Linked DNA regions of Homo sapiens: regions 1 and 3 are each linked to region 2. The links are chromatin contacts, found by Hi-C or POLR2A ChIA-PET in ENCODE. All regions are on one chromosome and are shown on one strand. The core of a region is the stretch at or near the end of the contact, and the rest is flanking DNA. Distances in the headings are between cores, read along the strand shown.

Region 1 (3,970 bases), core at 1,080-3,579, 270 kb before region 2:
TAGAAAAGATACACATTAATAGAAAAATCATAAAAATGATAAACAAAGTTGCAAACTGTGATGTGTGCTATGAAATAAAGTATAGAGTACCTTAAGAGTACAAACTGGGCTGGGTGTGGTAGCTCACACCTGTAATCCCAGCACTTTGGGAGGTTGAGGCAGGTGGATCACAAGGTCAGGAGTTCAAGACCAGCGTGGCCAGCACGGTGAAACCCCATCTCTACTAAAAATACAAAAATGGACCAGGCGTGGTGGTATGTGCCTGTAGTCCCCACTACTCAGGAGGCTGAGAGAGAAGAATCGCTTGAACCTGGGAGGCAGAGGTTGCAGTGAGCCAAGATCGCACCACTGTACTCCAGCCTGGGTGACAGGGTGAGACTCCATCTCAAAAAAAAAAAAAAAAGTGTACGTAACAGGGGAACTTGGTAATAATAGGCTGCCTGTGACAACCTGACAGAGAGTCTTCCAGTGCAAACGATTTACAAAAAATAAAAAAAAATTATGTGTTAATTTTGCCCTGGCAGGAAGGGATCCTCAGATAAAAAGGTATTCATTGTCCTCAGGAGAGTGAAAGCATTAGCCTCACTCTCTCAAAGTTTTTGTTAGGTTCACATAAAAAAAGCATCTTGTTCTTGGAAAAGAGTCACCATCATAAAGGCAAGCAGAACAAACAGGCAGGAAATCGATTTATTCTATCTTCAATATACTGAGGTAAGAGGCCTTGAAGGTTGCTTGGTGGCACAGAGATATGGTCCGGATATGTCTGTCATTCCAACAGACTCTGTGACTGTTCAGACATTTGTCCATAAGCAGATGACATTTTAAAAATCAGATAGCCACTTTGTGATTTTCAGATTGTATATTGTATACACATATCCAGAGTCAACCTCTAGAGTTAAACTCTCTCTCTACCTTCTCTGCATCAGCTTCTACCACTCAGGCACACAATAAAACCTCATTAGCGACGTTATTCTGAAAGCTGAAGATGTATTACATTCCTAATGATGACACAGACAAGAATACAGAGTTCTTAACCTGTAACACATCAGCACCTATTGCACGGTAAACTTTAAATAAATACTGAATGACAACAAAATATTCAGGGGAACAGATTTTATTAGAATGACCAGAATGAAATGCCTGAATTTCTAGGGGCAGACTGACAAAATAGCTCTGTGATAATCAGAGATGATTAGCTGTGCTCCTCTGGGCCTCTAAACTCCTCAGAGTGAGGACAGTTTGAAAGTCTGTTTACTGATGCAGAGACATGATGGGACTGAGGCCCAGACTCTCTAACCACATATACTCTGACAAGGATTTGGATTCTTCAGAAAAAGAATATGCAAAAATCAAATTGCCACCAGATGTTACCAAAAGATCTGAAATACCCCATTAAGTCTCTTTACACTTCCTTCCATTTTTTCAGGTTCATAAATTTTCAAAACAGAATAGATTCCGTTCTCAGGGGCAAGTGGAACATGCAAGAAGTCTGGATGCCTTGGGCAACAGCAACCTACAGTGAGCCAACTGCTTAGTGGATGCCTGAAAACAAGACCATCTAAACATTTCCTATAAAATCTGTACCAAGTGACAGATACATGAAGCGGTGTGGGTGGCTGGGCAATGAGGCAATCAGTGGGAAGAGTGAACTGGCTGTACCTATAGGTGTTAAAAAAGGCAAGAGCTGCATATGCAATGAGCCAACATTAAGTGAATTTAAGAGTGACTATTCTCCATCCTCTTGACTCCCTCAGCTGCCCTTTTATTAATTTTTCTCTTCAGGCCTGACCTCAAATTTAATTTATAATCTAACTCTCCCATATAAAATATGGAGAGTACAGATACAGTTTGAATTACCTGGCCAATACCTATCACATGACTGCATATCATAAGTACCAGGATCAACACTGTTGAATACTATGAAGGGAAGAATCTCTAGAAGCTGGGAAATTTTGCTAAGTCTGCTAAAATCCTCTGTGTGGGTATCTCCCGCAGACTGTGGACACTTGAGACTCTAATAACCACTTGGTAATATTTACAACAATAAGTCCCTGGTGGCTCCCCTGCAGAAGCAGGTTGAGAAGGGAGGGGAAAGCCACATATCACACTTACCATCTTCTGTTTCCTGCCACACGATGCCTTCAAGGTTGACGCTAGTTCCAGGTTCACAGGGGCCCAAGCACTCAGGCTCTGTGGCCAGAGCCACATCACATGTGTTGACCCCAACTGATCGGGTACGAACCATGATCTGCTCACAGGGAGATGAGATGTCATTGTTGACCACTGGCACCAAAAGGTGTATTGGCAGCACTGCTGGTGTGGAAACAGGGGACTCCATCTGTGGAGGGAAGAAAAAGTAGTAGCTGAGTTGCAGGGAGAACATTTAGAGGAAATACCTTTTCTGTATTTAATCTAGTCCTATATCTATTCCTGCCAGAGTGCAGACGGCTATAAATAAGACTTTGGTTCTTCCTTTCAAGTTCTGGCTTATGATACCACTACAAATCTAGTGGTTTAGATGAGAACATCCTGTGCTAAGAGAAACTCTTATTAATGAGCGTATAATGATCTTCTTAATGATCTTCCTCATAAACTGCACTTGGCTAAAATGTTTTTTAAAAAGTTCTATTTTTTCCTCATCTCATTAAAAAGTCTCTAATGAAAGAGAATCAGGGCCAGATTTCAATAGTAACAGAGCACACAGACTGATGAGAAAGACAAGGCCCAGCATCTGAGGTATGTTTTGCTACCACCACTATGCTTCCTACCAATCTATCATTCAGCAAACAGTACATTAGTCTGGCATAAAATCCATGAATTTGGGTGGGGATAAAGAGAGGAAGAAATAGCCAAATCCTAGGAATGCCATGATTCCTAATGATCCTAGGTGCTTTAATACATCTTTGGCTAGAAGGAATAAAGTTATAGCAGGGCTGGGATTAACCTGGTGGGAATTTCTAACCCTTAGAAACTGTAACATGTAACAGTGGTTGTTTAATGAGAATGGCATCTTGGAATATAATTCTAACATCAAATTTATCTATAAGAAACAGGAGGTGCTGTTGCCACCCAGAAGCCAATCAACAGCAGTCTGAAGATGTTGTTGATTATGTACACATAGATAGAAATAGTCAAACATGGCTAGGCACGGTGGCTCACACTTGTAATCCCAGCACTTTGGGAGGCCGAGGTGGGCAGATCACCTGAGGTCAGGAGTTCGAGACCAGCCTGACTAACATGGTGAAACCCCATCTCTACTAAAAATACAAAAATTAGCCGGGCGTAGTGGTGGGCGCCTGTAATCCCAGCTATCCAGGAGGCTGAGGCAGCAGAATCGCTTGAACCTGGGAGGCAGAGGTTGCAGTGAGCTGAGATCGTCTCAAAAAAAAAAAAAAAAGAAAGAAGCAATTTGCTTCCAAAACCAGAAACTAGAACCTCTCACAAGAATGTAATTAGTTAGGTTCCAAGAAGAATGCAACCCATCTAGAGACAACATAAAAGTTGTGATGGGTCAGGTGCAATGGCTCATGCCTGTAGTCCTAATGTTTTGGGAGGCCTATGGAGGAAGATCACGTGTAGCCAAGAGTTCAAGACTAGCCTGGGTAACATAGCAAGACCCCACCTCTATAAAAAACAAAAATAAAAAAGGTATCTGTGTGTGGTGGCATATGCCTGTATTCTCAGCTACTCCAGAAGCGGAGGTGGGAGGACCACTTGAGCCCAGGAGGTTGAGGCTACAGTGAGCTATGATTGCACCACTGTACTCCAGTCTGGGTGACAGAGTGAAATCCTATCTCAAAAAAAAAAAAAAGAATGAAATGAAGTGGGCAGTGATCCTTTAACTCTTTAAATCCCAGAATTTATGAGGCTGACAAAGTCTATTATGCTCGAGTGATTGATGCCCCAATCCTGAATGAGCATAACGTCTTGCATATGCAAAGACACTCAATGCACACACTGGCTTATTTCC
Region 2 (4,332 bases), core at 952-3,451:
TGGTGTCTATAAAGAGGTTATCATGACCAATAAAATTAGAGCCTGCCGTGGCAAGTATATTCACTGCCATGGAATAGAAAACAAATTTAGGAGCTACTGTTAAGCATTCTGCTTGTAAGAAGACCTATTTAAGATAGGAAAACCAAATGAAGATTTTTACTCATTTTTCTCTGAATGCCCAACTGCATTTCTCTGAATATTTTACCTGCCATAACGATATGGGTTCTTTTCCTTTTTTTTTTTTTTTTCTTTTTTCTGAAACGGAGTCTCGCTCTGTTGCCCAGGCTGGAGTGCAATGGCGCAATCTCGGCTCACTGCAACGTCTGCCTTCTGGGTTCAAATGATTCTCATGCCTCAGCCTCCCGAGTAGGTGGGATCACAGGTGCCCACCACCACGCCCAGCTAATTTTTCTATTTTTAATAGAGACAGGGTTTCACCAGTTTGGCCAGGCTGGTCTCGAACTCCTTACCTCAGGTGATCCTCAGGCCTCGGCTTCCCAAAGTGCTGAGATTACAGGCGTGAGCCACCGCACCCAGCCTCCAGATACGAGTTGTTTTTTTCGAGTATTACTTTGTTAACTTTTACCCCAACCATTCATTTTCCCAATATTTTCAAACCCCAAATCACCCAGACACAATAAATGAGGTCTCTTTTCTTATCCATAGTGTCGGTATGAAAGTTTATTTTGAAGGTTTTTTTTTTTTTTTTTAGACGGAGTCTAGCTCTGTCTCCATGCTGCAGGGCAGTGGCGCGGTCTCGGCTCACTGCAACCTCCGCCTCCCGGGTTCCCGCGATTCTCCTGCCTCAGTCTCCCGAGTAGCTGGGACTACAGGCACACGCCACCACGCCCAGCTAATTTTTGTTTGTTTGTTTATTTATTTATTATTATTTTTGAGACGGAGTCTCGCTCTGTCATCAGGCTGGAGTGCCATTGGAGTGCAATGGCACGATCTCGGCTCACTGCAATCTCCGCCTCCCGGGTTCAAGCAATTCCCCTGCTTCAGCCTCCCGTGTAACTGGGACTACAGGCACGTGCCACCACCCCCAGCCAATTTTTTGTATTTTAGTAGAGACGGGGTTTCACCATGTTGGCCAGGATGGTCTCCATCTCCTGACCTCGTGATCTGCCCGCCTCGGCCTCCCAAAGTGCTTACAGGAGGACTACAGGCGCGAGCCACCGCGCCCGGCCAATTTTTGTATTTTTAGTAGAGACGGAGTTTCACCATGTTGGCCAGGATGGTCTCCATCTCCTGACCTCGTGATCCGCCAGTCTCGGCTTCCCAAAGTGTTGGGATTACAGGTGTGAGCCACCGCACCCGGCATATTTTGAGTTTTGAGTGGAGGATTAGACAGTCTTCTTCCTTCCCAAATTTGATTATGGGCTCCCTTTAGCCTTTTTCTTTGTTTTCTGTCTTTTTTCCACCACCACCCCGCCCCCGAGGCGCAGTCTCAAGAGGTCCTGAGAACATGTGCCCTGCTCTCTGTTTTAAGGATTAAAATAACTGTCGAGTTACATTGAATCTTTTTTGCCTATTCCATTTGGCTAGGTTAATTCCAGACCTTACACAAACATGTGCAGCTCTTACAAAATGTAGGTGAAGACAACATTTTTCTAACCATTCGGCTTCATGGGCTGTCACAGGAGAACTAAGTGCATGAAAAACCTTTCACAACATTGAAAGAAATTTTAAAAATCTGGTTGAAACACAATTAAAAATCCACAAGAGGGAGATGCTTGCTAAACCGTCAGAAAATAATTCCCTCGAGGGACCTGAGAGAGGAGCCTGGAGCCTTAGGAACAGCCACTGGGTCAGCCACGGGATTAAGGGTGGGAGGGAGCAGGAGTATATAGAGACGGGGGCTTGGTGGAGGAGTACAGTTGAAGGGAAAAGCGGGATGGGTTTCGTGCCTCTGGCAGCGAAGCGTGTACTTGGTCTAAGATCTTGAGCAGAAGGTAAGAGCGTGTTGCCAAAGCAGAGCTCAGTGCTCCCGATATATCTTCTGGTAGTCCCAGAAGAAATGGGGGTGGGTTGCTTTGAAGGCACTTCCGCTTAGCAACCCCACGCGGTTGCTAAGGAGGGGGCAGCCGTGGGGATAACCCGGAAGTGATGGTGTCAGTTTAACGCTGCCTGCCCAAAGTTTGTCCTATTAGGCCCGCCAGGGTACTCTGCGACTCCGGGACGAGGGCGGGGCCGCGCTAGTGGTTCCGGTTCGGCTCCAGCCGCCCCTCGGCTCCTCGCCTTCCCCCTCCCGTCCGCCTTCTCCCCTCCCTCCCGCTCCTGGGAAAGAGAGAAACCACCGCTGCGGGTGGGTAGAGAAGCACTTGGCGCCTCGGGGAGGGGACCGCGCCCGCCTCATTTGCGCCTTGCAGCACTGCTGGACCAGGTATCTGCCCGGCTTCGTCGGGGTTCTGTAGGCTGAAGTCTGAGGGGGTGTGTGTGTGTCTGAGGGGGTTGGTGGGGGGCCCTTTCCTGGGCGTGGGTGGGGGACGCCGTGATCCCGGGTGGGGCGCAGGCTGGCGTTTGTGTCTGTGGAGGGTTGCGGGGGCGGAATGGAGGGGCTGAGGGACACAGCGGGTGGAGAGTTTCGGTTAGCGGGGTAGAGGTAGGCGGAGGAGGCGCCCCTTCCGAGAAACTGACTCTAGCCGGTGTGGACCGGGAGTTTGCCACCTGGAGGGCTTACTCTGAAAGGGGGAGCATCCCCCGGGAGCCAAAAGGAGGGCACAGATCTCGTCAGGGTGACTGGGGCTATCCCGTGCTTCCATTGCCCTCTTTCCCTACCCACCCCGCTGGGACAGAGCTGGACTTCGAAGGTTGTGGGGGTTCTGAGTCGACTGGGTACCGCGGGGAGCCGCCCTTGGCGGAGCTTAGGGCACAAGAGTGGGTAATGAGACTTTCCTCTACCCAACTTCCGTACGCTTCCCCCACTTCTTCCTTTACTGTTTCCTCGCCCCCACGTCCTACAGGAGCAATGTCCCCCAAGTGGGCAGGCATCACAATGTAAAAGAGAGTGGAACTGGGTTTGTTGCCCCTAAATGACACTTAAGATGTTTGGAAAGTGCCTGAATGACATATTCAACCAAGTCTCCCAGCTCGATATTAATTCCGGTATAAATTACCTTAGAAAAGTGGAATTCTGAAAAGCATTTAACAATAGGCTAGTCCAGGTGTAGTCTTGTGTAGTAGATGTACGTGTTTATTTAAAAAGAATGGACTGGGGAAACCATATAGATGTATCACAGGTCTAGGCAAGACATGTTGAGGCAAGGCTTTTGCAGCCTCTTTCTTACCTGCCAGTAAACCTGTCCTAATTTAAATGAAGTAGAAAGATCCTCTTCATTTTTGTTTCAATCAGTGACTGAATACTAGGTGCTGTGTAGTGATGTCTCAGAACAGATATGTGAATTTTCAGAGAGAGAATGAATGTTCTGCTGTTGAGCCTGTGTCTTAATCTTTTAAGGAGATAATTGCGGTCAAGTGGAAGTATTGACTTTCAGGCAGATAAATCTTGGGTTGAACCTAGACTATGCCAGTTGCTAGTTACTGACCTTGGGCAAGTCATGGAACCTACCAGAGCTTTTGTTTCTTCATAAGTAGTATGAGTTAAAATTCTTACCTGTATTATAAGTAACATCCCATTTTAAACGGAACCACCTTTGAATTAGAAGATAAATTATTACCATTAATCATACACAGTCAAGGCAGCCCAGTTTTGTGAAACGAGGTTTGAGATAGGAAAGCAACCGGATAATTTTGAAAAAAAAATGCATACAATAGGACTTTCAGTGTCTTCTCGAAATTGATCGTAGGTAGCATGAAATTCAGTTATCAGTAGTTTCTTAAAATTCAAAATAATAAAGTAGAATATGGCCCATTTATTGAAATGAGCAAAATATATTTTATAGATTTTTCTCAGCTACACCATATTGGTGTTTATAGTATGGATTAACACGAAATACATGAAAAAGTAATGTATGTAAATCTTAACATCACATGTCTCTTTAAAGAGAATTAAAATTGGGGTGTAAAATAGAAGGTACTTGTTTTTTGTTTGTTTGTTTGTTTGTTTGAGACAGAGTCTTGCTCTATCACCCAGGCTGGAGTGCAGTGGCACGATCTCGGCTCAGTGCAACCTCTACCTCCAGGATTCAAGCGATTCTCCTGCCTCAGCCTCCTGAGTAGCTGGGATCACAGGCGCCTGCCACTACACCCAGCTAATTTTTTGTATTTTTAGTAGAGAGAGGGTTTTACCATGTTGGTCAGGTTGGTCTTGAACTCCTGACCTTGTAATCCATCCGCCTTGGTCTCCCAAAGTGCTGGGATTACAGGTGT
Region 3 (4,189 bases), core at 13-2,512, 330 kb before region 2:
AGTCAGAGTGGCCTGAGCCTTACAGCCCAGACAGTGGGGCCTGGGGGAGAGAAGGGAGCACCTCCAGGATGAGGTGGGACTCTTGAATTTGCCTTTCAAACCCTGGGAAATCATGGCAGGAGGGCAAGTGCCTGAAGGGCTCGTAAAAGCCTAGTGCTTATTTGTTCCATCTTTGTTTGGGGTTTTGATTTCAGCCTACCATTGTGTTTCTCATCAGACTTTTTTACACTCTGTCTTCTGCAGCTCCACTCCTGAAGACCTTCAGCTTCTTGGGCTTTGAGATTGTACGTCCAGGCCATCCCTGTGTCCCCTCTCGGCCAGATGTGATGTTCATGGTTTATCCCCTGGACCAGAACTTGTCCGATGAGGACTAATAGTCATAGAGGATGCTTTACCCAAGAGCCACAGTGGGGGAAGAGGGGAAGTTAGGCAGCCCTGGGACAGACGAGAGGGCTCCTCGCTGTCTAGGGAAGGACACTGAGGGGCTCAGGGTGAGGGTTGCCTATTGTGTTCTCGGAGTTGACTCGTTGAAATTGTTTTCCATAAAGAACAGTATAAACATATTATTCACATGTAATCACCAATAGTAAATGAAGATGTTTATGAACTGGCATTAGAAGCTTTCTAAACTGCGCTGTGTGATGTGTTCTATCTAGCCTAGGGGAGGACATTGCCTAGAGGGGGAGGGACTGTCTGGGTTCAGGGGCATGGCCTGGAGGGCTGGTGGGCAGCACTGTCAGGCTCAGGTTTCCCTGCTGTTGGCTTTCTGTTTTGGTTATTAAGACTTGTGTATTTTCTTTCTTTGCTTCCTGTCACCCCAGGGGCTCCTGAGTATAGGCTTTTCAGTCCCTGGGCAGTGTCCTTGAGTTGTTTTTTGACACTCTTACCTGGGCTTCTCTGTGTGCATTTGCGTCTGGCCTGGAGTAAGCAGGTCCGACCCCTCCTTCTTTACAGCTTAGTGTTATTCTGGCATTTGGTTAAGCTGGCTTAATCTGTTTAATGTTATCAGTACATTTTAAATAGGGGCATTGAAATTTACTCCCACCACCAGGGCTTTTTTGGGGGATGCCTGGGCCTTTAAAACACTAGCCAAACTCTAATTAATTCTCAAATCACTGCCAGGAGTTCTTGCTCCTGGCTGCAGGCCCAGGCCCCAAGGTCTCCTTCTTGGGGTCACAAACAGCAGTAAGGAAGAGGAATATATAGCAACTCAGGGCCTGGGAATTGTGGGGCAATCCGTTCTTAGGGACTGGATACTTCTGGCTGGCTGAGTATAGTACTAGCTGCCTCCCCACCAGGTTCCGAGTAGTGTCTGAGACTCTGCTCTGCAGGGCCTAGGGTAGCGCTGGGAGTGTAGAAGTGGCCTGCCCTTAACTGTTTTCACTAAACAGCTTTTTCTAAGGGGAGAGCAAGGGGGAGAGATCTAGATTGGGTGAGGGGGACGGGGATGTCAGGGAGGCAAGTGTGTTGTGTTACTGTGTCAATAAACTGATTTAAAGTTGTGGTTGGTCTATTCTTTATTTCTGAACTAGGACCAACTCCCTACCAAACTGTTTTGACTCCAGAGCCTAATAAATAGAGGTGTGGTGCGTGCTCCTTGGGAAAAAAACTGCAGTGTAGGAGGGCAGATAAACTGGCTGAGGTCTCTCTCTGGGGCCATATTACACTGTGAAATGCGGGGTTGCTAGGAGTCTGAGACTTACTGCCAGAGCCCCCTGGAGAGAGATGTGTACATATCAGCTTCATCTAGGAGAGGCTATACCCAAGATCCAATCTGCTCTTAGCTCTTCCTTTTCTGTAAAAGGCTGGGGAGGTTGGGTCCTGATACTGGGTTTTGGCTTTTGCATGGAGCTCCTGACATTCCCATTCCTGAGGTCTTTGAAGGATGCAGCACACACCTTCCCTGTTCTAGTTTTCCCCTTTTGGAGCTCAGTGTCCTAAGGTGTGGCTTCCAGTCCCCCACACCACAGCCTGATGAATAAGCTCTCAGTGGTACCAAGGGGGCTGGAATCCTCTTCACCACAGTTTTTTTAATTTCTCAAGGATTTACTGGCACTTTTTTTCTTTTGCTTCTGTTTTGCCAATTGAAGGGCATGTTCTTCCACCTACATTTTTGCAACTGTCTACTGTTAAGCTGTGGCTCTCACATTGCTCTTTATGGAGCCTGCTTGTGTTTTCACTGTGGGCCAAGTCATTTATCTTGGACTCTAACTTGTATTCATTAAAAGTAATGAGCTCGAATCCCAAGTTTTTTTTTGTTTTTGTTTTTTTCATGGAATCTCGCTCTGTCGCCCAGGCTGGAGTGCAGTGGTGTAATCTCAGCTCACTGCAACCTCCGCCTCCTGGGTTCAGGTGATTATCCTGTCTCAGCCTCCTGAGTAGCTGGGATTACAGATGCCCACCATCACACTCAGCTAATTTTTTGTATTTTCAGTAGAGACAGGGTTTTGCCATGTTGCCCGGGCTGGTCTCGAACTCCTGGCCTCAAGTGATTCCCACGCTTCGGCCTCGCCAAGTGTTGGGATTACAGGCGTGAGCCACCGTGCCTGGCAAATGTTATTAGAGCAAGTCTGGGACTAGAGACATTCCGTTGAAATCAAGTGTCCCCCACTGGGCAGGTAATTCCTAGAGGCAGCTGGCAGTTTAGGATGCAGATATTAAACAAACACAAGGAATCGACAAGACAGATGAAAAAGAACCAAGACAAAACTCAGTCCCTTACTTTTTCCCAAGAAACATGCTTGAGATTCTGCTGCCACCTATTGGTGATTCCTCTTCAATACGGCTAGAGTCACAAAGGCTAAATTGGAAACCCAGTCAAGATTTCCCTCTTCAAAAAAAAATCACCCAGTCAAGATTTCCCTTTTCAAAAAAAACTTTTGCTATTGAAGACCACTGACAGGAAAGAAATATGGTACCCAAAAGGCTGCACTACAGTTTAAAAAGCAACTTAGAAGGTAGAATATTTTGGGGGTGGGGGTGGTGTGTGAAAGGCAAACTAAGTCTAAATTTAAGAACAGGGACATTAAAAACTTTATTCAATAAATACAACAAATAATTTAAAAATATATTTCAATTCCAAAGCCAATTAAGAAGAGGAAGTAGAGAGAAAGGGAAAAAAGTGGGGATGAGGAAGGTAGAGGAAAAGAGAAAGCGGCCAAACAATGGTTTGGTTGGGCTGTGTTTCAGAGTATACCACCCTTTAAAATTCTGATCAAATACTCTTGACCCATAAACCCTTAGCCCTTGTTCTGATGGGGTAGCCACAGGAGTCCACCAGCTGGGAATCATCCACTGAGCTCTGGATCAGAGCATTCTAGAGGCTGGAATGTCGGGGGAGTTTTAGGGGTAGTTTTCCGGTCATTCCTAAAACCATCCGTCCTAACTCCCAGGCAGGTTTAAATAGTGCAAACTCTTAGGCAGAGAGCTCCCAGCTGCATAGTTTCACAGGTGAGTGTCCCAAGCCAGGGCCTCCAGGAAACAGGTCCCAGAGTACCCAGGGGTCCAAAGCCACTTCGGTGAATGGAAATCTAAAGGTGAAGAGAGGGGAGGCCAGGGCACAGAGTAAAGCTCCTGGGCTAAGCCAGTGGCCAAGCCAGAAAACAATGCTGGGCAGAAAAGGGTTACAAGGCAGGTAGTCTGGACACTGGATTCAACAGCTTGCCATCAGCCAGGGAAAGTGAAGCTGAGGATGCATATGGAGCAGGGCCAGGAAGATCAGGAGAGCTGAGGGAGAACAGGAAAATTGGGAGGAAGGAAGAGGCAGCTCAGCAGCAAACTCCAGGAGAAATAACCAGCAGCCCTCACAGATTTGTGATTGTCTCTTAAAAAGATTTATTTTCTCTTCTTGCCTGAATGTACAAAGGCAAAAAGAGTACAGTTTGTATATATATATATTTATATATATATATAAAAAAACAAGGAACTTGGTAATGTACACTTTACAGAAGGGAAGAATCAGGAAGACTGAAATTAAATTCAACAGAGCAACGCCAATGGAACAAAATCTATGAACAGCAACACTGCCCCTCCAGCCCGGGCCTCCAGCTCGCCCCAACCTGCTCCCAATGGGAGGGCTGAGCACCAAGGCAAGCGGGTGGGCTGGGGCAGGAGGGGCTGGGGACAGGGCCTGGGAGGGGCTTGATCCCAGGAGGGGGGCCCATGGTAGGAGATCACTGGAAAGCTTCCT

What was found. Hi-C counts contacts between places; a loop is a spot of excess contacts on that map. ChIA-PET counts read pairs that join two places held with the same protein, here RNA polymerase II (POLR2A). Pooled maps may share reads with other maps.
Region 1: a pooled map shows a loop between it and region 2 (2.7-fold over the local background). The contact joins the enhancer-like site here to the promoter of CSNK1G1 in region 2. A Hi-C loop is called at or near these places in 6 of 50 pooled maps. POLR2A ChIA-PET finds 5 or more read pairs at or near these places in 4 of 52 experiments (GM12878, H1, activated CD4-positive, alpha-beta T cell and 1 more).
Region 3: a loop to region 2 is called in a pooled map, with 2.3 times the contacts of the local background. The contact joins the enhancer-like site here to the promoter of CSNK1G1 in region 2. A Hi-C loop is called at or near these places in 6 of 50 pooled maps. POLR2A ChIA-PET finds 5 or more read pairs at or near these places in 4 of 52 experiments (H1, HEK293, activated CD4-positive, alpha-beta T cell and 1 more).

Annotation. Positions count from the first base shown.
Region 1 is chr15:64,621,195-64,625,164 of GRCh38, reverse strand. ZNF609 (zinc finger protein 609) reads right to left here. Exons shown (of 10, transcript NM_015042.2): 3 at 2,113-2,338. All of the region lies in intron 3 of LOC101930091 (a long non-coding RNA gene), which reads left to right. Among named protein-coding and RNA genes, the nearest start is that of OAZ2, 80 kb to the left of the region's middle. RefSeq lists an enhancer at 2,437-2,516. Within about 2 kb of position 2,329, at least 7 of the 41 ENCODE cell types and tissues checked have a DNase peak (open chromatin) inside an H3K27ac peak, as active enhancers do; they include GM12878, where a contact is called at or near this core.
Region 2 is chr15:64,354,042-64,358,373 of GRCh38, reverse strand. It overlaps CSNK1G1 (casein kinase 1 gamma 1), which reads left to right and starts at 2,201. Exons shown (of 12, transcript NM_022048.5): 1 at 2,201-2,386. RefSeq lists silencers at 2,266-2,315, 2,426-2,485, 2,876-2,935.
Region 3 is chr15:64,684,889-64,689,077 of GRCh38, reverse strand. It overlaps OAZ2 (ornithine decarboxylase antizyme 2), which reads left to right. Exons shown (of 5, transcript NM_002537.3): 5 at 244-1,504. The coding sequence ends at 374. It overlaps ZNF609 (zinc finger protein 609), which reads right to left. Exons shown (of 10, transcript NM_015042.2): 10 at 3,010-4,189. Among named protein-coding and RNA genes, the nearest start is that of OAZ2, 16 kb to the left of the region's middle. RefSeq lists an enhancer at 3,035-3,536. Within about 2 kb of position 1,262, at least 3 of the 41 ENCODE cell types and tissues checked have a DNase peak (open chromatin) inside an H3K27ac peak, as active enhancers do.